7 separate regions of the Homo sapiens genome follow, and all the other regions are linked to region 7. Evidence: chromatin loops called from intact Hi-C (ENCODE). Cell type or tissue: mammary epithelial cell. All regions are shown on one strand.

What was found. Peaks named below come from ENCODE experiments on the same cell type or tissue, not always from the same donor. Only the 100,000 strongest peaks of a DNase experiment are listed, where the experiment ranks them.
Region 1: a loop joins it to region 7, with 10 times the contacts of the local background. A loop is called at or near these places in 39 of 110 quality-filtered maps.
Region 2: it touches region 7 in a loop (13-fold over the local background); 19 of 110 quality-filtered maps call a loop at or near these places.
Region 3: it touches region 7 in a loop (13-fold over the local background); 31 of 110 quality-filtered maps call a loop at or near these places.
Region 4: a loop joins it to region 7, with 4 times the contacts of the local background. A loop is called at or near these places in 27 of 110 quality-filtered maps.
Region 5: a loop joins it to region 7, with 8 times the contacts of the local background. A loop is called at or near these places in 43 of 110 quality-filtered maps.
Region 6: it touches region 7 in a loop (6-fold over the local background); 44 of 110 quality-filtered maps call a loop at or near these places.

Annotation. Positions count from the first base shown.
Region 1 is chr9:122,896,695-122,900,694 of GRCh38, reverse strand. RC3H2 (ring finger and CCCH-type domains 2) reads left to right here. Exons shown (of 21, transcript NM_001100588.3): 2 at 3,119-3,416. The coding sequence starts at 3,186. Among named protein-coding and RNA genes, the nearest start is that of RC3H2, 6.7 kb to the left of the region's middle. In mammary epithelial cell, no CTCF peak of the experiment used is centred here; no DNase peak of the experiment used is centred here; H3K27ac peaks cover 535 bases.
Region 2 is chr9:123,348,057-123,352,056 of GRCh38, reverse strand. No RefSeq gene overlaps it. Among named protein-coding and RNA genes, the nearest start is that of CRB2, 6.1 kb to the left of the region's middle. RefSeq lists enhancers at 1,830-2,329, 2,330-2,831. In mammary epithelial cell, a CTCF peak has its summit at 2,014 (motif pointing right); no DNase peak of the experiment used is centred here.
Region 3 is chr9:122,463,618-122,467,617 of GRCh38, reverse strand. It overlaps a transcript of OR1J2 not described here. Among named protein-coding and RNA genes, the nearest start is that of OR1J1, 12 kb to the left of the region's middle. RefSeq lists a silencer at 2,326-2,375 and an enhancer at 3,367-3,868. In mammary epithelial cell, CTCF peaks have their summits at 2,434 (motif pointing left) and 3,707 (motif pointing left); a DNase peak (open chromatin) is centred at 2,397; H3K4me3 peaks cover 1,388 bases.
Region 4 is chr9:122,929,679-122,933,678 of GRCh38, reverse strand. ZBTB26 (zinc finger and BTB domain containing 26) reads left to right here and starts at 2,167. Exons shown (of 2, transcript NM_020924.4): 1 at 2,167-2,242. It also overlaps a transcript of RABGAP1 not described here. RefSeq lists a silencer at 2,056-2,395. In mammary epithelial cell, no CTCF peak of the experiment used is centred here; a DNase peak (open chromatin) is centred at 2,058; H3K4me3 peaks cover 2,436 bases; H3K27ac peaks cover 1,954 bases.
Region 5 is chr9:122,910,036-122,914,035 of GRCh38, reverse strand. It overlaps ZBTB6 (zinc finger and BTB domain containing 6), which reads left to right and starts at 713. Exons shown (of 2, transcript NM_006626.6): 1 at 713-785; 2 at 1,955-4,000. The coding sequence starts at 1,964. The coding sequence ends at 3,238. RefSeq lists enhancers at 649-878, 889-998. In mammary epithelial cell, a CTCF peak has its summit at 1,532; DNase peaks (open chromatin) are centred at 695 and 955; H3K4me3 peaks cover 1,883 bases; H3K27ac peaks cover 2,500 bases.
Region 6 is chr9:122,903,011-122,907,010 of GRCh38, reverse strand. RC3H2 (ring finger and CCCH-type domains 2) reads left to right here and starts at 1,652. Exons shown (of 21, transcript NM_001100588.3): 1 at 1,652-1,901. RefSeq lists a silencer at 1,548-2,197. In mammary epithelial cell, no CTCF peak of the experiment used is centred here; a DNase peak (open chromatin) is centred at 1,560; H3K4me3 peaks cover 2,626 bases; H3K27ac peaks cover 3,066 bases.
Region 7 is chr9:122,989,917-122,993,916 of GRCh38, reverse strand. It overlaps RABGAP1 (RAB GTPase activating protein 1), which reads right to left. Exons shown (of 26, transcript NM_012197.4): 6 at 3,704-3,861. Among named protein-coding and RNA genes, the nearest start is that of GPR21, 42 kb to the left of the region's middle. In mammary epithelial cell, a CTCF peak has its summit at 2,412 (motif pointing right); a DNase peak (open chromatin) is centred at 2,296; H3K27ac peaks cover 317 bases.

The DNA of each region.
Region 1 (4,000 bases), 93 kb after region 7:
TAACTATAAATATTCATAGCAATTTAGACTTACATAGACTCAAATAAGTTGCATAAAATGTATTAGTATAGGTCTAGAAGTTTTGCAAATTAATATGTAGTCTTAGTGCTCCATGGTTCATTTATATGCTCTTTAAATTATAAAAACTATAGGATATTTACCATTTTTGGTAGTTACAAAAATATTTTCTAGGTAAATGTTTACAAAGTGCCTGTTTTGAAGGAATGAAGTTTCTTCTATGTTTTAGGTAAAATTTTATATTGATTTATCTTAATTAAGGAATCTAGGATTTACTGATAATATTACTGAAGAAAAACATATTTGGAAAATCAAAGCGTTTCTTACATCTGATCGTATAAGGGAAGTTTAGTTGATAATTTACTGTCAGAAAGCTAGACTCTGACACAGAGAAGAAAATTTGGTAGAGTTATTGCCAAAATTTTGGCAGTGTTTTACCTTTATATCTTAAAGGTATTAATTCAATTTGTGGTAGAAATTAAACTTCTCAGTATTAATTATGTTAAAACCTCTGATGTTTCTATGCTGAAACACACTAAGGACTATTGTAACATAAAACTATACTAAGGACTATTGTAACATAAAACTATTAAGTGTGCTCTGGTATAGTTTGAAACAGTTTAAAACTGTGTAGTAGGTGACAATATGAAAGATAGCATTTTTCTGTATGGTTGAAACTCCCCCACCCCAAGCCCCACACTTATGTGCTTTAATATAAAGCATTTCAGAAAGGCTTTGGAAAACTAAGGAAAAGGTATTTGCTCTTATTTTGTACTACCAGGTGGCCTGTGATACCCTAACCCACAGAATTAACATTTCCAAACAGGTGGCCATTATGAAAAACTACACGCAGTGTCCTGTTTTCATAAATATTTAATCAGTTCAAGTTATTAACTATATTAGGGCTTTCAGTAGATTTAAGATGAAATTCATTCTTCCTCAAAGGCCTTTTCTTGTATAACTCTGCAAACCAGAAAACTGGATGTTAAAAATGTTCAGTAGTTTTAGGGAGTGATATATTCATCTGCTCAGTGCTTATCTCTAAAGTTGGAAGGAAACTAATTGGTTTTTAGATTGATGGCATTAATAGATGTGGTAATTTGAGGATGAAAGTTGTAAAATTATAACTTGGAAGATTTGGTTACTTTAAAGATAACGATATTAGATAATTTGCATTAGAGCTGTTTGAGAAAGTTTGTATAGGGGTGCTTTTTACATAGCAAGCCCTGTAATTCATTTTTACCAAGATTTTTTTTAATCTCTGTTTTTGTGAATATAAAAGCGCAGGGCCGGGCGCGGTGGCTCACGCCTGCAATCCCAGCACTTTGGGAGGCTGAGGTGGGCAGATCACCTGAGGTCAGGAGTTCAAGACCAGCCTGGCCAACATGGAGAAACCCTGTCTCTACAAAAATTAGCCAGGCATGATGGTGGGTGCCGTCCCAGTTACTTGGGAGGCCAAGGCGGGAGAATCACTTGAACCTGGGAGGCAGAGGTTGCAGTGAGCCAAGATCACACCATTGCACTCCAGTCTGGGCGACAGAGGGAGACTCTGTCTCTGAAAAAAAAAAAAAAAAAAAAAAAAAAAACACAATAAAGGCTAATAGAATTTTTTTGTATGTTGGCATAATTGAGAATACTTTCTGTTATATATTTTTTCTCTTTGAATGTGACTACATTTTTAAACATCTAATTTCTGTGGAACTAATATATTTGGGTTGGTAAACATTCCTGTGAAATAAAGTATTAGTTGTTTGATTGCCCTAAATACCTAGATTTCTTGTTCACCAGAGAGCTTTTGTCAGACTTATGTTAAGTCTTGAATTGGAAGATAAAGAAATTCTGGGAAGTTTAGTGTGTTCAAATTAGTATCGTTTTGCTACTAAATCTTTTACTTTACTAAACTTATGGAACTTTTTTTTTTTTTTTTGAGATTAAGTTTCGCTCTTTTTGTCCAGGCTGGAGTGCGATGACGTGATCTCGGCTCACTGCAATCTCCGCCTTCCACATTCAAGTGATTCTCCTGCCTCAGCCTCCCTAGTAGCTGGAATTACAGGCATGTGCCACCACGTCTGGCTAATTTTGTATTTTTAGTAGAGACAGGGTTTATCCATGTTGGTCAGGCTGTTCTCAAGCTCCTGACCTCAGGTGATCCTCCCACCTCGGCCTCTCAAAGTGCTGGGATTATAGGTGTGAGCCACCACGCCCAGCAGGAACATTTTGATCTCAGAAATAAGAAAAATTCTCTCACTGTTTTTTTCTATGTGCCTTTTCAGTTTTTAATCATGCATATATAACTTTTTAGAATAATGTTTTATTCTTCTGTGTCTTCCTCATTGGACTTTACAGTTTTTGGTTATATATATCAATCGCTAAATAATGTAGTTTTATCAGAAGTATTGTATTGAACAATACAAGATATTTAAGACAATTTTTTTGTTTTACTTTGGCACTGTATGTTGTGGTCAGCATTAGTCTTTCATTTATGAACAAACAGCTCTCTTAATCATCTCTCAGTCATCACAGTCTTCTCTTATATGTTGATTTTCAGTGCCTCATTTTGCTTCCTAGCCAAGTCTTGTCAGAGATTTCCTCTTTCAGGTGGCAAAGCTGTTTTCTTCACACTTGAGTCTCTACAATATTGTTTGGATCAGTAGTTTCCAAAGTTCATTAACTCCTGGCCATACTTTATTATGTTTTGGGGTACTGGTTATCCAAGGGAAACACTTTTTTAAACAACAAAACAAAAAAACCGCCCAGCAGTCCAAAGTAATTTGTGTTCCTAAAAATGGAATATGGAAAGTTAATTTGCTTGTTTGATGTGGTCGTTGAGAAAAATACATAAAAGCTTTGATGTTTATTATGTGAGCAACCAATATAAATACAGTTTAGTTGAAAGGAACACTATTAAGGTATTGTTTCCAGGCAGAATTTCAGAAATGTAATTAATTCAGCAAATAGGTTTTTTAAAAAAGACATCCAAAGGTTATAAAATTATTTAGAAGTATTTTAGGTCTGAAGCTGTAATAGTTGACTTAAGCAATTAACTCTTCAAAGGTGAATGATGAATATGTGGTTAATTCATACTTTTGTCCATTTCTAGCTTACAAAACACTACACAGCAAAATAATGATCTGCTAGACTGCTAACCCGAGCATCCAGCTTCCACAATGCCTGTGCAGGCAGCTCAATGGACAGAATTTCTGTCCTGTCCAATCTGCTATAATGAATTTGATGAGAATGTGCACAAACCCATCAGTTTAGGTTGTTCACACACTGTTTGCAAGACCTGCTTGAATAAACTTCATCGAAAAGCTTGTCCTTTTGACCAGACTGCCATCAACACAGATATTGATGTACTTCCTGTCAACTTCGCACTTCTCCAGTTAGTTGGAGCCCAGGTAAGCATTCAAGATTTTACTATAGGTTGGTGCAAAAATAATCACTATTTTTGCCATTATTTTAACGGCTTGTCCAGCCTGCAGGCTACATGTGGCCCAGGACATCTTTGAATGCGGCCCAACACAAATTCATAAACTTCCTTAAAACATTGTGAGATTTTTTTTGTGATTTATGTTTATGTTTTTAGCTCATCAGCTATCGTTAGTGTTAGTGTATCTTATGTGGCCTTTTTTTTTTTTTTTTTTTTTTTTTTAGACAGAGTCTCACTCTGTCACCCAGGCTGGTGTGCAGTGGCGTGATCTGGGCTCACTGCAACCTCCACCTCCTGGGTTCAAGCGATTCTCCTGCTTCAGCCTCCCAAGTAGCTGGGACTATAGGCCCACATCACCATACCCAGCTAATTTTTTTTGTATTTTTAGTAGAGACGGGGTTTCACTATGTTGGCCAGGCTGGTCTGGAGCTCCTGACGTCAGGTGATCCGCCCACCTCAGCCTCCCAGGGTGCTAGGACTACAGGTGTGAGCCACTGCACCCAGCCATCTTATGTGGCTTTAATGGCAAAAACTGCAATTACTTTTGCAGCA
Region 2 (4,000 bases), 360 kb before region 7:
TGAGACTCTGTCTCAGAAAAAAAAAAAAAAAAGAATACATAACGAAGGTAATTTAAGGTGATCCATTATTTCAAATTGTAAATGCTCCTGTTGAGTACACTATGCTAGCAGACACAATAAAGCAATGAGAAGTGTGTGCCTACACAGAACTCCACTGAAGGTGACAGCCACAGATGCACACCAATGTGGGGAAGGTCCCGTTGGCCGCTCAAATCCCATGAGAAGATCTGCCATGAAGTATGTAGTTTTTCAAAATGGTGGCGAATCTGGGTAAGGCTCCAAACAAGATAAGGCGCAATCTTCCTAAAATGTGCATGGAAGGCATAGTTCTGGCAAATCAGTCTTCGCTAAAAACCACGCAAAGATGCTCTCCGTTTCTATGCAAGCCAGACATGTGCTCTAATCTTAGACAATTACAGACAGGTGTTTTCCCTCTGCACGCGTGCCTGGTGGGAAATGCAAAATCAAATGGCACATGGGCCAACCCTTCATGATGTGGACTGTTCCCAACATCACAGGGTGTTTGGCATCCCAGGCCCCATCCACTAACTCACAGTAGTACCCCCCAGTCATCATGATAACTGAAAGCACCCCACAAATGCCCAAAACGATGCCCAGGAGGCCCCTGGGTTCTACACCAATTGCCAGAGGGATTTTTTTCAAATCTCAACTGTGTCTCTTGCCTGGTGACCCCCAGTTGCACGAAGGCCAAGTCTAAATTCCTGAGACTCATGCCCAGAACGCTTCATAACTCAGTCCCTGGCACAAACACAGATCAATATCCTCAGCCCCCAGCTCCTCTGCCCACCTCTCTACCGTTCAGCGTCTCTCCCTCTGCCCCTACTAAAATCTCTCTCTCTCTCTCTCACACATACACACACACATGCACACACACCCCTGGGCCAGTGGCCAGGTTTTGCCCACAAGTCTTTGATGCCAGGGTCTGCTCCCTGGAATGCCCACCCCGCCCCCACCTGACTGAGTGCCTCTTGACACTGCACTGATCCTTGAAGACTCCAACTCTGGCATCATCTCCTCAGAGAAGACTTCTCTGCTCCTCCCCCAACCCCCAGGCTTCGTCGGGGCCTCTTCTAGGCTCCGACAGACCCCTGGGCTTCCCGTAAGGCCCCCAGCACTGATCCTGCCCTGTTCTCCTCACCAGTGTAGGCATCCGTACCCATCCTAAGGCAGGCATGTGGTAGGATGATGAATACACAGATGAGACTCACTCAGCCCTCACCACTGGGGAGCTCATGTCTAGAGGAACAGACTCAAGGACAAGGCAGAGAGGGGCTGGCTTAGAGCCCAGTGGGAAGCCCAAGAGAAGGCCAGCTGCAAAAGGGCAATTCCCCAGGGGAGGTACCACCATGGAGTAAGAACAGGAGTTTCCAAGTGGAGAAGAGGCAGAAGGCATACCTGGCTGAAAACCAAGGATGGTCCAAGGTCAGGTGTGAGAGAGGGCATTGTACCTTCAGGAACTGCAGACAGGTCATTATTACCCGGGGTCAGGATGCAAAATGGCAATGATTAGAAGTGAGGCTGGTGGGTCGGCAGAGGACAGATGGCACAGTCTTTGTAAGGTGCTAAGGATTTGGACTGTGTCCTGAGGGCACTGGGGAGCCATAGAAGAGGTGAAAGAAGGGGAACGACGTGGCCAGGTTTGCATGTGGCAGAGTTCCCTCTGGGAAGAGTGAAAGCTGCACTGAAGGAGTGCATGCGTTGAAATCACCCAGGGAAAGGCCACGAAGCTTGAATCAGGACGGGGTTGGGTGGAGTCACAGAGAGCAGGAGTGGGCATTTGGGCATCAGGAACAATAGAATTTGGTGTCCGCTGGGGTTGAAACAAGGGAAATAGCCCTAGTGTATCCCCAGGATCTCAGCTTGGTGAACCCCCAGGAGTGAGGGTAGAGACTGGGGGCTGGCAAAACAGCTTGGGGAGGGTGGCCAGGACAAACAACCCCCAGTCCTCCCCTGGATGAAGGTTAGACTGTAGGCCCCTTTTCAGACACTAGAGGGAGCTCCAGGATAGGCCCAGGCTCCCCTCTCCAACCAGCTTAGCTTCCACCCGCTCTGGGAGGGGGATAGAACCCAGCTCACCGTTCAGATGTAGGTCCTGGGGGTCCTATCGGAGCCTCGCCCAAGTCCAGTGGCCTCACTGTCTCTGGGCCACCTCCTCCTTCAGGCACCGAATTGGCAGTGGAGAGGGGTCTTTTTGAGGCGGGAGCAGGCGGAGGCAGACTTTAGGAACTGCAGACAAGTACAGCCAGGCTGGGCCCTTCTAACCCTGTTCCCGCCCCCTGCCCCTACGGGAGAAGGGGAGTGACTCACCCAAGGTCGCATGGACAGAGCACCCCAGGTGGGATGGAATGGACTCTTGAGCGGAAAGAGCACAGCAGCCCTTCCAAACCCCTTCCTGAGCCTTCCTACAAAAACCGAGGTAAGGGGGGATTCCCGTGAGCCACCCCCCGCCCCAGAATCCTGGGACACCTTTACCCCGCAGGAATGTTCTGGGGTTGGGATTAACAGCAGCTTCGTGGGTGGGGCCCGAGCGTGAATGGCTGCCACATTTTTTAAAATTTATTTTTCTTTTATTTAGAAACAGGGTCTCTGCTGCCACCCAAGCTGGAATGCGGTGGCATGATCTTGGCTCACTGCAGGTTCAACTTCCCAGGCTCAAGGGATCCTCCTGCCTCAGCCTCCCAGGCAGTTGGGACTACAGGTGTGTGCCACCATGCCCAGCTAATTTTTTCATTTTTATTTTTTTAGAGATGGGGTCTTGCTGTGTTGTCCAGGTCAGTCTCAAACCCCTGGATTCAAGTGATCCTCCTACCTTGGCCTCCCAGTGTTGGGATTACAGGAAGGGGCCACCACCCTCGGACTGGCTGCCATATTTCAATGGTGTTCTGTACTTTCTGGAGATGCACCTATTTTGCTGTGATGCTGAGGTACAGGGGGATAGGACCTTCTGGGGTCACCCAGAGAACCGTGGCAGAGCTAAGGCTCAAACTGAGACCTCTAACTCCCAGCCCAGGACTCTCCCCAGCAATGATTTCATGGAAGGGGTTAAACTCGGTCTGTGTCTGGAGTCAAAGCTAAATGTCTCAGGTCAGGACTCAGTCTGCAGCTGAAGTCAGGGCTTAGTCTGAGTCCAGGATCAGGGCTCAGTCAGCCCAGGGTCAGGGCTCAGGACAGTTTGAAGCTGGAGGCAGTTGCTTCTGATGGAGATGCCATCTGAGTCCTCACCCTGGGTTCGGGTCTTCCGGCCACTGAAGCTAAAGCTGGACAGGACATCATCCATTCATTCATAATGCATTAATTCACTCGCCAAGTGTTTATTAAACACCTCCTGTGTGCTGGGCAACATGGTAGGTGCTGAGATTACTAGGGAGAACCAGATTGCCCGTCCTTGGGGAGCTCACAGTCAGACCTGATCCTCCTCAGAGCATCCAGAGGGGGAAGGATGGAGAGGAGTTAGCCAGAGGAAATGAGGGGAGAGATGGGAGTCAGGAGAGCAGCATTCCAGGACAAGGGAATATCCCTGGACAGAGGCTGGAGGCAGGGGAGGCTGGCAGAGACACGGATAGAAGGGGACAGAGGGTGGCAAGGCTGCGGTGCAGAGAGCAGGGAGGCAGCTGGAGAGGAGGGGGCCACTGGGAGTCCACGGCCACCAGAGAGGAGGGGATCCTGGGAAGAATCTCCGCAGGGCAGTGTCATGGCAGCTTGGCATTTGGGAAGGATCACCCCAGCTGCAGAGCAGGGAGTGACAGGATGACAATTTTAGGGAAAGTGACTGGCATCTCTACTTGTCTAAATGGCACAGTCTTTTAACATTTTATGAAAACAAGAAATGAATAACAAACGGAGACACCGAAACAGGAAACCCTTTTCCTATTAAATCTGATGGAAAGAGCAAGCCCAAGCCCAAATCCTGCCAAAAGGATTTTACAACCTGCAAGGAGACATGCCCGCGACGTGGCAGAGCTCCCCGGAAGCTGCCTTC
Region 3 (4,000 bases), 530 kb after region 7:
ATAGGTTAATCTGGATTTTAATAAGAGGTACACTATGAATTTTGAAAATATCAGTGAATGATTTTGCCTTTAAAGAGACAGGTATTTGATTCAGCACTAAATGAGTGACATTATTTTTGTTTTCTGAACAGGGAATGACATAACAAATGACAGAATTGGGGGAGTCTGTTGAGTGAGGACAGTTTAGTTTATCAAATTCTAAAATTATTTCCCCCTCTTGGGAAAAAGAAATTTTAGCATGGTATTTTTCAAAAAAATCACATCCAAGGTGGTGGAGCGGGGCAGAATTAACAAGCAAAAGGTGTGGGTGTCTTGGAGAGAAGACCAAGATGGAAAGAAATGGGCTGTGAAACAAAAGTAGTCAGTGGCTTTTTGGAAACTCACCATTTGTAATCTTTTTATTACTCTGAGGCAGGGGCTGACTGAGGCTAGGGGGATTAAGGATGAAAAATATTGCTGTGGCATCAATGAGCACAGTTAAGACCACACTCCCAGCCGGATGTGGTGGCTCATGCCTGTAATCCCAGCACTTTGGGAGGCCAAGGCAGGTGGCTTATGAGGTCTGGAGTTCGAGACCAGTTGTTTGAAGCCCAACAAGGTGAAACCCCGTCTCTACTAAAAATACAAAAAAATTAGCTGGGCATGGTCGTGGGCACCTGTAATCCCAGCTACTCAGGAGGCTGAGCCAGGAGAATCGCTTGAACCCAGGAGGCAGAGGTTGCTGTGTGCCGAGATCGCACCACTGCACTCCAGCCTGGGAGATAAGAGAGAAACTCTGTCCCCCGCCAAAAAAAAAACACTCCTAATTTGAAGGATCATTTCACTCAGAAAATTAAGTGGGAGAAGTGGGAAAATCCCCCATAAGTCCTTGGAGCCCCTTCACTGAAAGTGGTCTCAGATGGGAGAAGAGATGGGGGAGTTGGGAATGAAATTCCCCCTTTCTCTTGCAGCAATCTCTCTTCCAGCCATCTGGAACGTTGGCACAGCCCAGGGAGTCTCTGCCTAGTGTTATGTCTGGGAGCCTCAGTTTGCTGTAATTGTAACATTACGAATGTTAGTGGTTTTTAGTACTGTCCTCAGGGGTGCAGGCAAGGTGATTTGCCAGATTAACCAAATCAGAAGTGGACATAGTTTTCCATTCCATGTGTACTCTTTTGACAAGCTGAGAAAGTTCTTGAGAAAGGCCATTTGCAAACTTAGAATTACAGCCTACTTGAGTAGATTCGGCATCCATAGGTAATCCAGAATTTTCTACAAATACAACCCGGAGCCAACTGTAATAGTCGTAATCTGGTTCATTAGGTTTTGGGTACAGTCTTGGATTTTATTCATCTCAGGTTTCAGGAAAAGCCTCAAGAATAGCCTCATGAAGTTTTGTTGTTTTTGTTTGTTTGTCTGCTTGCTTGCTCACTGTGCTTCAGGCTCTGTCATAGTCTTTTGGGGTATTCTTGCCTAAAGCCCTCTCAGGGTCACATCAAGGAGCCTGGGCCATTCAATATTGGGCCTGGCCTTCACAAAAAGTATATGAACCAACTGGCACAGGTAAGAAAAACCTGGATGATAAGTCGAAATTATAATACTGTGTTAATTTTATCAGCAAATTTGAAAGGTCTCCATGACCTTTGGGAATTCTGCGGCAATGGCTTAAAGTTCAGCCTTGCTCCAAGGAACAAAAGAAATTTAGGATTTAGAGGAATCATCAGTGAATTTAACTTTCAAGGGACAGGTTTTAACAGGACCAGGTTCAGGGGTAGTGGGAGCTGAGGAATCCAGAGGGAAAGGTAATTCACTCAAAGAAGAAATAGAGAGAAGGAACAGGGGAAAGAGAAGAGGAGGTCTCCTCCAACGAGGAACAAGTCTGGGATCCTCAAGCCTTGTCCTTCCTTAACTATTTGTTTGTCTCAGTTAATTTTGACATGGTATCTCATAAGGAGGCAATTGTAGAATCCTGAATGTACTTAGAAGCTTTGAGATACCAATTAAAGTATGTTTCCCATTCAGATTGCTTAATATTAGGACCACAGTCTTCTAATTTTGTTCTAACAAAACAAGTTTGGGGAGCTCAAATGCCCCCCAGTATGACCATTGAGGATCCAAATTAGTTTGGGTGTGCTATAGCTATTGATTTAAAATTGTACACAAGACAAAGGACCATAATTTTTAAAACATAGAGCCTGCAGGGGTCCCAGGAGGATTATAATTACGTGCTTTAGGATTTTGGGATCCCATTCTGCTTATTAATCTCTTGAGAGCAAAAGAAAAGCCCGAAGAGCAGAGCCCTGTCAGGGAATGATAGGCGTTTGGACTGGTGTTTTGTTTTACAGTGTGCCTGGCACCGGATTTTTGTTTTACTTGGCAAGCAATCTGCACTCTCATTGCCTGTCCCATGAGCAAGTTTTCCCCAGACGCGCAAAATTTTTCTTGAGACTGGCAGGCCCCCTAGTGGTAATTTGGCTGTTTGTGCACTAGTTTATCCTGACAAGAGATTTTTTTTCTTCGGATACTGACATCCCTCATAGAATGGTGGCAATTGCCCTAATGGCTTTTAAACGGCCAACTCGTGCCTACCTTTTGAGAAAGTAAATTTTTCTTTCAAAAGATGTTTAGAAATAGAGGAAGAAAAGAATCAAGCAGCAAATGAAAGTATAAGCATACACAAACAAGTCAGAACAAAACTGAAACCAAAAGTGCACTTACCAGGACCAGAAAGACAAACTGTCTTTCTAAAAGAAATAACTTTCCAAAAAAGACAAAAAGTCTTATATAGTCCCAAAAAGGATGCAAGGCATCTTAACCCAATCAGATCCTGAATAAGTCAATAGGGAGCTGCTACCAAAGGGAGGGAACGCAATCTGAGAGATGATTTACCTGGGCAGAAGAAAGATGATCCATGGAAGCTTAGATTGCCAAGGGCTCAATTGTGGTTACCTACCCAGTTCCTCACCCAGTTCCAAGAGTCACCAATCTTTTCCAAAGGTACTCTCACTTCAAGTGTACTTCCAATAGAGGGAAAATGGCGGATAGGAGGCAAAACTAACTTGCAGCCCCCACTAGGTCGGACAGAGTGGCATGTGTAGACACACACCATGAACTTTTGCTCTAAGAACTGCCACAAGAACATACCAGGAAAGCTGAAAGAATCCACAGACCCTTTGAGGGAGGTGGATTGCTGCTGCAGGCTCTGTGGGACAACTGAGGAACTGTGAGTTTGCTTGCTTTCTCAGCTGAGAGGCTTGGAGCCTGCAGAACATTCTCAGCCCTGCTCACCGGCTACCTAGAAATAAACTCGCTGCTGCTGGCGGGCGGTGGGGGCGGGGGAGCACCTTGGGAGTGAGACCAGCCTTTCAGGCTGTGGGCTGCATGGGATCTGGGTGAGACCTGTGACTGCCGGCTTTCCCCCACTTCCCTAGTGACCTGTGTGACACAGCAGAAGCAACCATAATTCCCCTGGGAACATAACTCCATTGGCCTGGGAACCACACTCCCAGCCCCCACAGCAGCCACAGCAAGCCTCACCAAAGGCGAGCCTGAGCTCAGACATGCCTAACCCTGCCCCTACCTGATGGTCTTTCTCTAGCTGACCTGGTAGCCAAAGACAAAGGACATAATCCCTTGAGAGCCCTATGGCCCCACCCCCTGCCTAATCTTCCCTATACTGATGTGCTGATGTGCTAATGTAGCTCATGTGCTCTTGAAAGCGCCACCTCCTGGCTGGAGGTCCACACAAAACCAGCACACTTAACAAAAATACAACCAAGGACCCTCACAGAGTCCACTTCACTCCCCTGCTACCTCCATTGGAGCAGGTGCTGGTTATCTGTGGCGGAGAGACCTGAAGAGGGATCACATCACAGGATTCTGCAGACACTCCCCTATACCAGCCCAGAGCCCAGTAGCTTCACTGGGTGGCTAGATTGAGAAGAGAAACAACAGTCACTGCAGTTTGGCTCTCAGGAGGCTCTATCTCAGGGGGAAAGGAGAGAGCACCACATCAAGGGAG
Region 4 (4,000 bases), 60 kb after region 7:
CTTCAGCCTGGGCGACAGAGCAAGACTCTGTCACAGAAAATAATAATAATTTACAAAAAGTAGCTGGGCATGGTGGCAGGCGCCCATAATCCCAGCTACTCCAGAGCTGAGGCAGGAGAATCACTTGAACCCGGGAGGCGAAGGTGGCAGTGAGCTGAGATGGCACCACTGCACTCCAGCCTGGGTGACACAGTGAGACTCCCTCGCAAATAATAATAATAATAATAATAATAATAATTTAATGAAAAAAGATATAACATGCAAATAGTTACTGAAAAAGAGCTGATGTAGTTATACTACCATTAGACAAAATAGATTTTAAAATTTGAAAAGGTTATAAGAGACAAAGACATTATATATTAATAAAAGGCTCATTACAACAAGATTATATAAAAATTATAGGCATTTACCTCGCTAGGAACAGACTCTCAAAATACATGAAGCAAAAATGGACAGAATTAAAAGGAGAAATAAACAGTTCTACAATAATAGTGGGAGACTACAATACCCCATTTTCAGTAACGGGGAGAAGAATCAGATAGAAGATAAGTGAGGAAATAGAGGAACTAAGCATCATAATAAACCAGCTATACTTAAAAGACATATACAGAACATTCCACCCAGCAAGAGCAGAATACACATTCTTCTCTAAAGCACATGAGGTATTCACCAGACTGTATGCCACAATTCAAGTTTCATAATATTTTACAAGATAGATATCATACAAAGTATCTTCTCGGACCACACAGATGAAGTTATAAATTAATAACAGAAGGAAAACTGGAAAAGTCACAAATATCTGAAAGTTAAACAACACTCTTAACAACTGGGTCAAAGAAGAAATCAAGGTCAGGCACGGTGGCTCACACCTGTAATCCCAGCACTTTGGGAGGCCAAGGCGGGTGGATCACCTGAGGTCGGGAGTTCGACACCAGCCTGACCAACACGGAGAAACCACGTCTCCATATCTCTAAATATCAAATTAGCCCGGTGTGGTGGCGCATGCCTGTAATCCCAGCTACTTTAGAGACGGAGGCAGGAGAACCGCTTGAACCCAGGAGGCGGAGGTTGCGGTGAGCCGAGATCACACCATTGCACTCCAGCCTGGGCAACAAGAGCGAAACTCCATCTCAAAAAAAAGAAAAAAAAAGAAGAAGAAATCAAAAGGGAAATTAGAAAATACTTAGAAATGAATGAAAATAACACAACATACAAAAACTTATGAGCTGTAGTGAAAACAGTGATCAAAGTGAAATGTATAGTTGTAAATAACTACATTAAAAAGAGGGAAAGGCTGGGAGCAGTGGCTCACACATGTAATCCCAGCACTTTGGGAGGCTGAGGAGGGTGGATCACTTTAACTCCAGAGTTCAAGACCATCAAGTTTTACACTTACAAATGATTAAAGTAATAAACATTACGCATGTTTTACCTCAATAAAAAGCCCCTCACCACCACCAAAAACGAAAAGAATGGTCAAAAACCAGTAAACTGGATTGGCAAGGAAAAGAACTCTAGAAGGATCCTCAAGTTTTCCGGTCTGGATAGGAGATGAGATGAACTTGAGATCATTAAAAGGTACTTTCACATCAGGACAGCTGGAGATCTCGTCCATGTAGCTGCCTGGGTTGTGAATGGTCAGCATGAAGTAGGTAACGGAAGCCATGGGAGTGCAAGAGTTTGCCCTAGGAAGAACTCCAAGGCAAGAACCCTGAAAAACACATCCAAAAGTGAGGGGAGAGCTTTCTGCTCTTCGGGCTCCCGCGCGACGAGTCTACACCCCTAGGCTAAAAAGACTTACCAAAGTTTAAGTGCAGAGGAGCCCTTCAGGCCCAAGGAGGCAGCGGACCGTCTAGGCCCAGCTACAGAAGAGCCGCTGAGACGGGGGTCCCGAGCAGCGGGTCCCTGCGAGGCGCACAGGGCCTGAGCCACAGACGCTTACGAGCTAAGGCACCTCGGGGTAGTAGGCAGTGAAGCTAGTGCCCAGAGTACGGTGCCCTCCGTCTGCGCCCCGCCCACAACGCAGAAATTCCCTCTCGGGGCCCCTGTTGTCCTCCGAGCCTTCCGATTGGCGGAGAGGACCATGGGACCTGGAAGTTGTCTTTGTCCGGCCAGGGCTGCCCTTCCGGTTCCGTTGGGTCCCCCTTTGGCTCGGGTTCCTTGCCCCTCCCCCTTCCCGGAGCCCCGAGGGGCCGGAGCTCCTGGCGGTGCCGGATCCTGACGGCGGCCTTCCCCCGGGTCTGTAAGTGCGGAGACGGCCGGAGCGGCGGGCTGGGGTGCGGGGTGTCTCAAAATGGAACCCCCCTGGGGCCCTGGATCAACCGGGACCTGCACTGGGATGGGAGCCGAGAGGCTGGCCTAGGCCCCTGGGGACTTGAGGAGCCCTTGGCCCGGCCCACGCTGCGCCCCGCCCCTTTCCCTTCCCTGTGACTGGAGTGGGGAGCCTGAGGATGCCCCTGGGACCGCCTCATAGGACCCCAGCTGAGGGCCCAGCAGTTGGCTTGGGGGCCTGACTCTGGCATCTTATAAGAAGTGCCAGAGGTGAGGCCCTAAGAAAACGAGCCTCGGGAGCCAGCCCAAGACCAGGCATTCAGTGCCAGTCTTTGAGAACCACTGTGAGTGCTAGGTTACCCTTTTGCTGGGGTTTTCCCCTATTTGGCCACTGGTCGCAGCACCTTTTATATTACTGGCGCTATACCAGACACTGGAGATTGGCAAGATATTGTTCCAGTTTTCGGGATTAAGTTTGGGAGCCAGATCTGAACAAATAAGTACTCCTATGTGTATATATATGTATGTATGTATCAGTCACATATGTGTTAATTGCTCAAGGGGCCGTTGCTGAGAAGGCTTTAGAAAGAAAGTGATGTCTGAATTGTACTTGGAGAGAGTAAAGTGTTGAAGAGTTTTTCAGGGAAGACAGTTGCAATACTGTGGAGAAATGACTGAGCATAACTTGTGTGGGAAGAGGAGGAAATGGGGGGACTCCTATGCACAGAATGGATATGAGACTGGGAAAGTCGACCGAGGTCCAGATGGTGAATGGTGTAATCCTAAAGGAGATGGGTAGTTTTTTGAAGAGTTCGGAACAGAATATTGATATGGTCAGATTTGCACTGCAGGAAATCATTTTGTTCTGTAGAAAGCCCATAGAGAAGGGACTTTCTATTAACTGCATTTAGACATTTAGCTAAAAGTTAGGAACGCTTATCGGAGATTCTTTTGAAGGGGTAATGGGATCAGCCTAGTGAGAGGCAAAAAATTCCTGAAATAAGTTATAATGGTGTCATTGGTAAGGAGACAAATATACTGGAGATGATTATGTCAAGACTCCATAATTAACTGAATGCTGAAGAAGTGTGAGGGACCAAATCTAATTCTTAGGTTTTAGACCTCTGAGCTGAAGGATGGTAATGCCATTATCAGAAATAAAGCCATAAGCTTAGTGTAGATTATGAATTCATTTTTTGGACATGTTGAATTAAAGGTCTAATGAGACAGACACATAGAGCTGTCCAGCATGGAGTTGGAAATGCAAATCTTTAGCTCAGCCTAAACATTGTAGCTAGAGGTAAAAGTTTGAGTTATCAGCATAGAAGTGGAAACCATGGCAATAGCTGGCATCAGGAAGAGAATTTTGAAAAATAAGGAAATTTGGGGGGGGAGGGTAATGCTTGCATTTATGAAGCAGAAAGAGGAATTGGAGCTAGTAGTAGTCAGCAGTAGGCAATAAAGTGTAGGAGTGCAGGGTTACAGCAAGCAAGAAGACCCAGAAATCAAGAGAAGGGAATTTCGAGGAGAGACCACTGGATCAATTCATGCAGAGCATCTGGAGACTTGGGGGAGGGGAGAGTATTGCATTTCTTTATGAAGAGGTCATTAGTGACCTTTTAAAAAGCAATTTAGTACAGTGATGAGGTGATACTCTATGAAATATTAGGTACCTCAGCTGGTTTGGTGTTAAATGGGAATAAGGATAGGACACATTTAAAGCATTTCA
Region 5 (4,000 bases), 80 kb after region 7:
GGTTGGGGCCATCTCCTGATGGGGCATTATCTAGGCAATCTCGAATACGGATCTTTATGATAGTTTCTGCTCTGCCACCTTTCAAGTTGTAGGTGGCCCCAATAAGGAGAGGAATCGTCCCAGAATAATCCATAAAAGGTCTGGTTACTCTGACAGACGTGCCGTAACCGAACCTCAAACCCCGTCTCCAATTCGGATGTTCAGGAGGACTCACAAAAGGAAATGGCTCGGCTGGGCGCGGTGGCTCAACCCGGTAATCCCAGCATTTAGGGAGGCCGAGGCGGGCGGATCTCCTGAGGTCAGGAGTTCGATACCAGCCTAGCCAACATGGTGAAACCCCGTCTCTACTAAAAATACAAAAATGAGCCGGGCGTGGTGGCGGGCGCCTGTAATCTCAGCTACTTGGGAGGCTGCGGAGCGAGAGTCGCTTGAACCCGGGAGGCGAAGGTTGCAGTGAGCCGAAATCGCGCCATTGCACTCCAGCCTGGGCAACAAGAGCGAAACTCCGTCTTAAAAAAAAAAAGGGATGGTGGGGGAAAACGGCTCGAGTGCCGAAACTGGGACAAGAGAGATGGGGCTTGCCGGCATTCAGGAGCCTTTCTGTCATTCCAAGAGGGGGGAAGTGAGGAAGGAAGACCGTCTCAGAATGTCCTTCCGGGGCGCCTAGAGGGCCCCAGTAAAGAATAAAGCTGGTTGGCACCGGATGTGTTTTCTTCCAGGCTAAGTCCATCTTCCGGCTTGGGCAGACGCTGCCGCGGAATCCTTGACTCTAGTTTTCTGAGTCGGTGAGTGAGTGCAAAGTAGATTCCTCAGGTGGAGGGTGCCTGAGGAAGAGGAGGAGGAGGAGGAGGACAGCTGGGCTCGGCCCCGGAGTGGCTAATCTTGTGCTGCAACCACTGGGCCGACAGGGCCTTGGCCCTTCGCAGGGTTGCCTCCAGAATACCTGTGTGCTGAACCTGGCATCCGGTTTCAGTTCAGCAGATGTTCCCTGAGCTCCTCCTGCTCTGTGTGGGCCCCTGAGCTCGGTGCAGGAACACAGATGCATCAGGCACCATCTCGCGGTGCTCAGAGAGCAGCTGACTCTCTCTGGTTGAAACGGGAGGTGGAGTCATATTAGTTTTACTTGATTTGGGCTTAAAGGAGCCTAATCACTAGCTGAAAAAAGGAACTGGAAACGCGAATGTAAGAAATGTGTATTCGTGTCTTTTTGTCTGGGTAATGATGGAAAAATTTAGTATTGAACGAGGTTCGAGTATGAAAAAGAGAATAGAAGGTGATAAAGCCATAAAGATGGGTTAGAGCCAAATCGTGATGGGTCTCGTATTCTTTCCTAAGAAATCTGGACTGTCCCGGAGGTAGAGAAGAACGATAGAAGATTTAAAGCAGAAAAGGGAAATTAAAAATAAAATAAAATAAGGGTTGTTAATCCTGGTGGCACTCAGGCGGGTAATCTGGCATACAGAAGAGTGTGGTATAAAGAAGACCTGTTGGAAGACATTGCAGTTGTCCAGGTGAACCGGAAGGAGGACCTGTTGTAGTGGTGGGGAGTAGGAAGTTTGGAGATTACGTTAAAGTTGCTAATTGGATATATTATGTTAAATCAACTTTTTGGTGGTCACAGTGCTTATATTGGATATTCAAAATTGATAGATTGTTCTTGACCACAAGGCACACAACATTTAGCAAAAGAAACAAGCTAGAAACTGTTCACTACAATTCATTGTAATGAATGTTGTAACAAAGTTATGAAAAATGTGCTATGAGATCATAGAGAAGTGCATTATAAAGTTCTCGTTTTGAGATGGTGGCATAAAGGTTCATAACACCTACATTAGACTTTGAGTCTTCTTCTTCCTAATTCAGGTTTGGGGTTTTTCGTTTGTTTTCACCATTACAGCATGGGAAAGCATTCCCTATCCTTATTACATCAATGTTTGTGTTTTATTTTGCTTAGATTGTGATCATGGCTGCTGAGTCTGATGTTCTGCATTTCCAGTTTGAACAGCAAGGAGATGTGGTCTTGCAGAAAATGAATCTTTTGAGACAGCAGAATTTATTTTGTGATGTATCAATTTACATTAATGACACTGAGTTCCAGGGGCACAAGGTGATTTTGGCTGCTTGCTCCACTTTTATGAGAGATCAGTTTTTACTCACACAGTCAAAACATGTCAGAATCACCATCTTACAGAGTGCAGAAGTTGGCAGAAAATTGTTACTGTCTTGCTATACTGGAGCACTTGAAGTTAAAAGGAAAGAGCTTTTGAAATACTTGACTGCTGCCAGTTACCTTCAGATGGTTCACATTGTGGAAAAGTGCACAGAAGCTTTGTCAAAGTATCTGGAAATTGATCTTTCTATGAAAAACAACAACCAACACACTGACCTGTGTCAGTCTTCTGATCCTGATGTTAAGAATGAAGATGAAAATTCTGATAAAGACTGTGAGATAATTGAAATTTCAGAAGATAGTCCTGTAAACATAGATTTCCATGTTAAAGAAGAGGAAAGCAATGCTTTGCAGTCTACAGTAGAGAGTCTGACATCAGAGAGAAAGGAAATGAAGTCACCAGAGCTGTCTACAGTAGACATAGGTTTTAAAGACAATGAAATTTGTATCCTTCATGTAGAATCCATCAGTACAGCTGGTGTCGAAAATGGGCAGTTTTCACAGCCTTGTACCTCTTCAAAAGCAAGCATGTATTTCTCTGAAACACAGCATTCATTGATCAATTCTACAGTTGAGAGCAGAGTGGCTGAAGTTCCTGGGAATCAAGATCAGGGCTTATTTTGTGAGAATACTGAAGGAAGTTATGGTACAGTGAGTGAGATTCAGAATCTGGAGGAAGGTTATTCACTGAGGCACCAGTGCCCCAGGTGTCCTCGAGGCTTTCTTCATGTTGAAAACTATCTGCGCCACCTTAAAATGCATAAACTATTCTTATGCTTACAGTGCGGAAAAACATTTACACAGAAGAAAAATCTCAACCGACACATCCGAGGACACATGGGCATACGGCCCTTTCAGTGTACTGTGTGCTTGAAGACATTTACTGCCAAAAGCACACTTCAGGACCACTTGAACATACACAGTGGGGATCGGCCATACAAATGCCACTGTTGTGATATGGATTTCAAGCACAAGTCTGCTCTCAAAAAGCACTTAACCTCTGTCCATGGCAGAAGCAGTGGTGAAAAACTATCTAGGCCTGATCTCAAAAGGCAAAGTCTACTATAATTATAATCACAGACTTGTTATATAAAGTTTGTATTATTCTATTACGCAAGTCTTTCTGTAGAGATGCAGCATTTGTAATATTTCATCCCCCCAATCTTTGTTTCTTATATTTTGTCGGCTTACACATAATCATTCTTTCTGAACTTCTAACAGTTCCAAAGTTATGGGAGGCACAGTAAAGCTGATGGGATTCTGTCTCATCTCATACCTTACATATAAGTCTCAGTAGTATCCCTAGAGAAATAGTGTTCCTCTCTTATATATTCTTGATTCTAGTGACAAAGGATCCAGCAGTATTTGCAGATTCCGATTTGGAGTCTCTAGGTAATTGATTTAAGTATAAAATCCAATCATATAAAAACTTTAATGAATTAGGATAACAAGAAGAGAAAATAAAGGTAAAAACACTATTACCTGTTTCTAGTCACTTTAGAACAGATGGCACTAAAAAAATTTTTTTTTAACTTTTTACCAGCTGTTCTTGGATTCCAAACTAAACACCAAGATACTTTTCATTTTAAAATGTATAAAGTAACAATTCAGATTCACTTGGGAATAGCAGAATTTTTTTATACAGGGTTAATAATCCTTAAAATACTTTTATTTCCATGCCTTATTAGTATACATACTTAAGAAATGGTTCATTGGGCCCGAGTTTCTTGATTTTATTTAATACAATCGGATTTAATAATTTTGTGGCCAGTAAAATTATACCATTGGCATGAAGCTGTGAAAAATGAGAAATTCTACCTTTACCAGGGA
Region 6 (4,000 bases), 87 kb after region 7:
TATCTATATATGTGTATATATATTTATATGTATGTATATATGTATATATGTGCATATATGTATATATGTGTGTATATATATATATACACAGTAGGGTGGAAAACAAATATGTACATGTAAATTACCTATCACTGTCCAGTTGAAATTACTGAAACAATTATTGGTTGTTAACAGTTCTCTAGGCCTGGCATATGTTTCATAAAGAGAAGAGAACGAAAAAGATAATGTGTGGAAGAAACGTCTTCGATGTGGCCAATGAATCTTTTTTCAAAAACACTGATTTTTGCCTGTCATTCAGACAAATATAATAGGTAATAACTATATATTTTGTTAAAACTGTAGAAGCAACCTTTCCATATTCTAATTTATCGTAGGTTTACTTCGATATTTTTGTTGTTGGGCATCTGATTTCACATTGGAAAGTGCCTTGAGTTTAATTACAAGTCATGGTCATTTTTTTTCTTCTTTTTTTTGTTGAGACGGAGTCTGGCACTGCCCCCCCGCCTGGCTGTAGTGCAATGGCGCGGTCTCGGCTCACTGCAACCTCCGTCTCCCGGGTTCAAGTGATTCTCCTGCCTCAGCCCCCCGAGTAGCTGGGATTACAGGTGCCCGCCACCACACCCGGCTAATTTTTGTATTTTTAGTAGAGCCAGGGTTTCACTATGTTGGCCAGACTGGTCTCTAACTTCTGACCTGGCGGTCCACCCGCTTCGGCCTCCCAAAGTGCTGGTATTACAGGCATCAGCCACCGCGCCCGGCGTCATGGTCATTTTCTAGCCTACATTCTTTAGTTTCTCATCAGTAACAAGGGGTACATTGTATCTGTCTTCTAGGATCACTTTGCTAATTAAATGAAATGTAAATAAAACTAAAATATTTAAAATTAAATATCACCTAACACAGGACCTGCCTGACACATACTAAGTAGTTTATAAATGTTAATTCTGATATCCCTATTCCAAGTCTGTTTCATCTATAAATTATAAACTGTAAGAATAATTCTTACCTTAGTTCGCTGTGTAAAAAGCTTCAACAAATATTTGAGATATGATGCCAGAATTTGTGCTTAAATTTTTTATTTTTGCCAGCTTTTGAGGAGCTCAGAGCTTTCTTCCCCCCCTCCCCCCCCCACTTTGGACTCTTTGTCTAGAAACAGAGTTTTCTCTTTAATAAAGAAGTGAGATGTGGAAGTGCCTGCCAAATACATGTTTTCTTCTTGTTTTTGTAATGGGGAGATTACTTGACATCTTTGTAAAGGGATTGAGGGATCCTGTCGGCATGTCATCACAGGAGTGTGAAGAAGAATGTGACACAGATGTATCAGATTCTGCTCAATGGATTCCACGCTTTTCACGAAGGGAGTTAAGACACTCGCTCAAACCAGCGTCTAGGAAGCCGGCTCAAGGCGCAGATGAATGTGCAGGGAATTTCCCATCAATCCCTTCGGCTTGCCTAGTCCTTCTCACAGTACCTCCCACAGTGCTCCGGGGCTCCCTTGTCACGTGATCGGGGTGGATCCGCTGAGGCAGAGGGAAGTTGATTCGCAGTTTGGGTGGCTGGGGCTACTACGCTTTCCTTCCAACTCCCGACTCCCGGGCTTGCGTAATCTCGCGTTAAGTGGGGAGTAACTTCTCGCGAGAGCTAGATCGGGATCCCTCCAGGTCCGCCTCCGTGGTGAGGAGGAGGAGGAGGAGGAGGCGGAGGTGGAGGGAGGAGGAGGAGGCCCCGTCGCGGCCTTCGCCGCCGCCAACGGGGCTGTCCCTGTAGCTCCCGATGGAGTTTGAGGTCGTGAAACCTCCGCCGAGCTCTGCCCCGGCGAGACGAGGCGCCTCCGTCGCCAAGCCGCGCCGTCGCGGGGCTCCCGGGAGCGGCCCTTAGCGACCCCGCCCGGGCCCCCTCAGGTAGGGCGGGGGCGGGCACGATGCGGCTCGGGCCCCAGCCCGGGTGCCTGGTCCCCGGCGGTCGGGCGGGAGACCAGTCTCAGCCCTGGGGCCTGTGCGCTGTCGCCCCTGGTGCCTCGAGGGTTGGGAACTGAGGGCCGCACCTGACACTCGGATGGAACCCGGGCCCTGCGGAGGCCCCTCTCTCTGGTAGGGCTTTTTCGATGCGGAGCGACCGGCTCAAATGGCCACCTTCCTTCGACACTGGCCGAGCGGACGCCTCTGACCCCTAACGAACCCACCCAAGCAAAGGCCCGGCTTCACTCTCCCTTTTCTACACCAGTTAGTAAGGGGGTTTGGAAGAGGTCCTCGAAACCAAGTCTTCTCCTAGCTTTTCAGCTTTCTGCCCTGGGGCTTCCCGAGACCCTAGCGTAGAGGGTGGTGGAGGCGATCTGAGTGGTAAATAGGAACCCCGGCCAAACAATGCCCTGGGAGGGCTTAACCTCCCAGGATGGGGACGGCCGGACCTGAGTGGTTGCACAGGGGTTGTGGCTAGGAGCAATGGCATGAAACACAGCCAGGAAATTCTGCTATGGCTTTCTTCTTTCCCTCTCTCATTTTTCCTTTTTGGTGTAGCCTCTTGAGGAGACTCTTCCACCATCTTAGAAGAATGGTAGAAAGCATCTTTGTTTCCCAGAGAAGCAGCTGTACTTTTTTCTATCCTTAGCTTTCAGGATGGGAGAAGATGAGGGTAGCTGTCATTTCCATCCTTCAAATCCCAAGGCAGCCGTTTAAGATACCGGCAGATAAATCCTTCACACCAAAATTGACTCAAGTAATCACTGGCATAAAGTAAATCTAATCCAGTGATTTATTTATATTTTCATAACCCTTGGGTTCCCTTTTTAATTCCTCCTCTCCCCTTACCCACGGCCTTCCTTTTTTTCATTTCTACTCTCCCCCTACCCATTGTGGGTGGGTGAGTTTGTATCCCAAATAAAGTGCTTTAAGTAATCTTTTTTCCAATTTTGTATTGGCCAAACTTTTAAGTTCCAGTAGGAACTTTTGGTTAACCTGAGAAAGCTAACGTTGCTATACCACAGTGGTATAAAGTCACTCAAAAGCAAAGAAACAAATGTTAGCCAGTGCAGCCTTTTAATGGTTAAACATACAAACTTAGTTAAAAGCTTTTTACGATATTAAGAATATTAATAGATTCTCCTTTTTAAAAAACCTTTTAGCTGTCTAAAAAGCTATACCACTGTTGTAGCTTCACATGCCTTTCTTACGTTGTTTACTTCCACGTTCAATTTTTGAAGAAATAGAGGTCGTTACATCCTGTTAAAGACTGCTTTTCAATATTGACATTTTCGTTGATTTGGAGATTAATGTTTTCAAAATTTTAGAGTTTGGAAAATTGCTAGGAGGACAGAATGTGAAACATATTCTAGTTACGTTTAGAAAAAGCAGATGTTATAATTCAAACAGGCACTTGTTCTATGAGGATTTAATTACACTCGTGTTCATTAGTGGATCCTTTGAGTTACCCCTGATCTGTTATTTCTGTTGTGGTAACCTGACATGTAAGAAGACTTACGTCCTTTGTTCATATATTTTTGTTAAATCATACTCTGCTTTTGTAATTTGCTGTCTTCCACTTTGAAAAAACCAAAAATTTGCATTTTGGCAAAGCATTCTTCTTTACACTCAGGATTTTATATTCAAAAGTTGAACTTCTACATTGTTTGCAATAGCTAAGAACGCTAAAAAAAACTTCATAACAAGGTTTTAGTAACTACTTACTGTTTAGTTTGTACCGTGTTGAAGTTTCACTTTTTAGTGATGGAAAAAGGAAGCATGGGTAAAATAAAGCTAGCTGAAAATTAAAAATAAGTTCATGTTTTGCATCCAGTCTCATGAATGTTATGATCAGCGTCTCTAATTTTACTAAAGCTTTAAGTGTAAGTGTGAGTTTTACCTCAATTTCCTGATAAAAGTTCTAAGTATTACTTTATAATTTAAATATTCTAGAGTTGCACTGTCCAGTACTAGCCAGTGGCCACATGTGACAGTTGAAGATTTGAAATGTGGCTTCTGTGAATTGAGATGTGCTTTAGGTG
Region 7 (4,000 bases):
CGAGGCAGGTGGATCATTTGAGGTCAGGAGTTTGAGACCAGCCTGGCCAACATGGTAAAACCCTGTCTCTATTGAAAATACAAAAATTAGCCGGGCGTGGCAGCACATGTCTGTAATCCCAGCTACTTAGGAGGCTGAGGCAGGAGAATCACTTGAACCTGGGAGGCAGAGGTTGCAGTGAGCCGAGACTGCGCCACTGTACGCCAGCGTGGGTGACAGAGCGAGACTCCGTCTCAAAAAGAAAAAAAAGTGTGAGACCCTGTCTCAACAACAAACAAACAAATGCTCAGTTTTCCCATGGGCAAAATGGAGAAGCAGGTTTCTAATCATAATAATTTAAAAATTGGCCAGGCATGGTGGCTCACGCCTGTAATCCCAGCAATTTGGGAGGCTGAGGCAGGTGGATCACCTGAGGTCAGGAGTTCGAGACCAGCCTGGCCAACATGGTGAAACCCCGTCTCTACTAAAAGTACAAAAAGTAGCCAGGCGTGGCGGTGGGCACCTATAATTCCAGCTACTCGGGAGGTTGAAGCAGTAGAATCACTTGAACCCGGGAGAAGGAGGTTGCAATGAGCCAAGATCACGCCATTGCACTCCAGCCTGAGTGACAAGAGGAAAAACTCCGTCTCAAAATAATAATAATAATAATTTAAAAATTATACTTTTTCAGAAATGAGAAGAGCATTAATTATTCTCATCATACTTTGTCTATATTTATGTTAAAGTAAAACCACAGTAAATCTTGTGTTATACACAAATATGAGTTGGACAGGGGATAAGTAATATCCATAAACCAACATGTTTTAGTACTCTATTCAACACTTAATTTCTACTTTTAAAATTTGCTATTAATATTATACACAGTATGTTGGAGAACATTCATAATAATAATTCTTTGAAAACCTCAATGATTATTTCTGCAGATAAATTTCCATACATATTACAGAATTACTGGATAAGAGGAACTACCTTTGACAAGTTTAAATCTGACAAACCAAGGTATATTTTGCTAGGATTTCATACATCTAAAGTACTGTTGTGTTAACCTAATATATTTAGGTATAATAATTATTTTGGTATAATAATTATTTAGGTATAATATTTAGATAAAATAAATATTTAGGTATAATAGTAAGTATATAATAGGTTTTATATAATAATAGGTATATAACTATTACATAATTTATATGTATAATATATAATTATTATTATACCTAAATAATATATATTAACCTAATATATTTAGGTATATTGATCATTATACTTAAATAATATATTTAAGTTAACATAACAGTATTTATTATAAACCAGAAATTCAGCAAAGCCATGTAGCAAAAGGAGAACAAAGTCCTAACAAATGTGAAAAGCAAATCTGACCATCCAGGGATTTTCTGTAATAGCACTTTGTCAGTATTAACAAATAGAACAGAGATGTTTATGATCATTCTACCTTGAATATGCCTGATTTCAGAAGGAAGGGAAGTTATACTGATACTTCTGAGGGATCTTAATCTTTCCTATTTAATAATTAGAATTTACAGACCAAAACTACATAAATATTTTCAATAAAGAAAAAAAGGCCAGGCATGGTGAATCATGCCTATAATCCCAGCACTCTGGGAGGCCCAGGTAAATGGATCACTTGAGGCCGGGAGTTTGAGACCAGCCTGGCCAACACGGCGAAACCCTGTCTCTACTGAAAAATAGAAAAAATTAGCCCGGTATGGTGGCAGATGCTTGTAATCCCAGCTACTCAGGAGGCTGAGGCATGAGAATTGCTTGAACCTGGGAGACAGAGGTTGCGGTGAACCGTGATCGTGCCACTACATTCCAGCCTTGGTGACAGAGCAAGGCTCTGTCTCAAAAAAAAAAGAAAGAAAATATATTTAGTTTAAAGGTTGCTTAACAAGGTAAAAAACTACTTAAAATTATACAGATTATAATTTTCACTTTGCAGGGCAGGAAGGTACATTGCAGGAAGGACTACCTCACAGCATTGCTTTGAGAATAGAAATAGTCAGGAATGGTTGGCTCATGCCTGTAATCCCAACACTTTGACAAGCTGAGACTATCACTTGAGACCACGAGTTCAAGACCAACCTGGGCAATGTGGCAAGACCCCATCTCTAGAAAAACTTAAAAAAAAATTAGCCAGACATAGTGGCATGCATCCGTGGTCCCAGCTACTCAGGAGGGCGAGGTGGGAGGACTGCTTGAGACCAGAAGGCTGAGGCTGCAGTGAGTCATGTTTGTACCATTGCATTCAAGCCTGAGCAACAGCGTGAGGCGTATCTCAAAAAAAAAAAAAAAAGAGAGAGAGAGAATAGAAATCTATCTAATTAGAAAGCATAGAGCACAATGAGTCATACTTTACTCCTCAAAGTTTAAGCTGCACTGTACACTAAATTGGCCACCAGATGGCATGACAATTCCAAAGTCTGAAGAAAGACTAAAAATTATCAGTTTTTCTAATAATCTAATAAACCAATCACTGTGCTTAATTTAAAAGCAAAATATTAGAAATATTCATATTTTTATATAACTTCATTTTACCAATTTAATGAGGTAGTCATGGAGGAAACAGACTTCTACATGCAATTACTGATTATAATACAATCATTTTGGGACATGGGCTGTAATTTTAAAAACATCAAGTCATCTTGCAACCATAAAATTTTAAAGTGAGAAAGGGTTTTAGAGTCTAGCCACCTCATTTAATAAATGAGGAAACTACTGACAGATGTAAAGAAACTTGGAAATGGGGACACTGTTAATAGTAACAATAATTAAACTAAAGCTAAGTTTTGACTTCTATTCCATGGTTCTTTCCACCACTCAAAGGATTATCATTATATTTAAAAATTAAAATCAGTCACTTCTAACCCTACAAAAGATTAGACTTCAGACACAGACCTTATTTCTCCCCTTCCAATGTATGCAGATAACTTTACTGGGAAAACTTGACTTGAAAAGGCTTAAGATTTTTAGATTATTAATATAAGTAAATCAACCAACTAAAACAAGCAAATACAATCAGCAAAACAAATATAGCTACAAATCCAGCTGACTAAGCTTTGGCCATATATATATATATATATATATATATATATATATATATATTTTTTTTTTTTTTTTTTTTTTTTTTTTGAGACGGAGTTTCGTTCTCGTTGCCCAGGCTGGAGTGCAGTGGCAGGATCTCGGCTCACTGCAACCTCTGCCTGCCGGGTTCAAGCGATTCTCCTGCCTCAGCCTCCCAAGTAGCTGGGATTACAGGCACCCACCACCACGCCCGGCTAATTTTGTATTTTTAGTAGAGACAAGGTTTCTCCATGTTGGTCAGGCTCATCTCGAACTCCCGACCTCAGGTGATCCGTCCGCCTCAGCCACCCAAAGAGCTGGGATTACAGGTGTGAGCCACAGCGCCTGGCGGTTTGGCCATATTTTTGTGAGCAGTTAGCCACTTGGTATCTGACTAAAAGAAGGTAGCAACATGTTCCCAATATGACAATTTTTTTAATTGCTTTAAAATTCTTCAAACTTTGCCTCTGTTAAATTTATGTATTTATATGCCTTTATCATCCAGATTTTTTTTAAAAGCCCTCCCTTTAAAAGCCATCATTTTATGGTATGAAAGTTATAATCTGACCTAGAATTTCCCCTGAACCACAGCATGTTAATACATGAATAAAATAAGATTCCCTACCTAAAATAACCTTTACCATCATCTTCTTTTATTTCTAAAGACACAGAGAAGGTAAAGATGTCACTGTCAGGAGTCTGGGGTGCAGCAGTGGCTGAAAGTGGGGTCTGCTTGGCAGAACGGCGGAAGGCAGTGGCAAAACTGTAAAGTATCCGGCTTACCTACAACCAGACATGTTAGGAAATGGGCTGTTATCAAAAGATATAAAATACCTTTATTAAGGCTGGAAGATTACCTACTTTGGAGGGCAATAATTATCTTTATCCCACTTATTTCTTTTGGTAAATTACCTAATTTGTT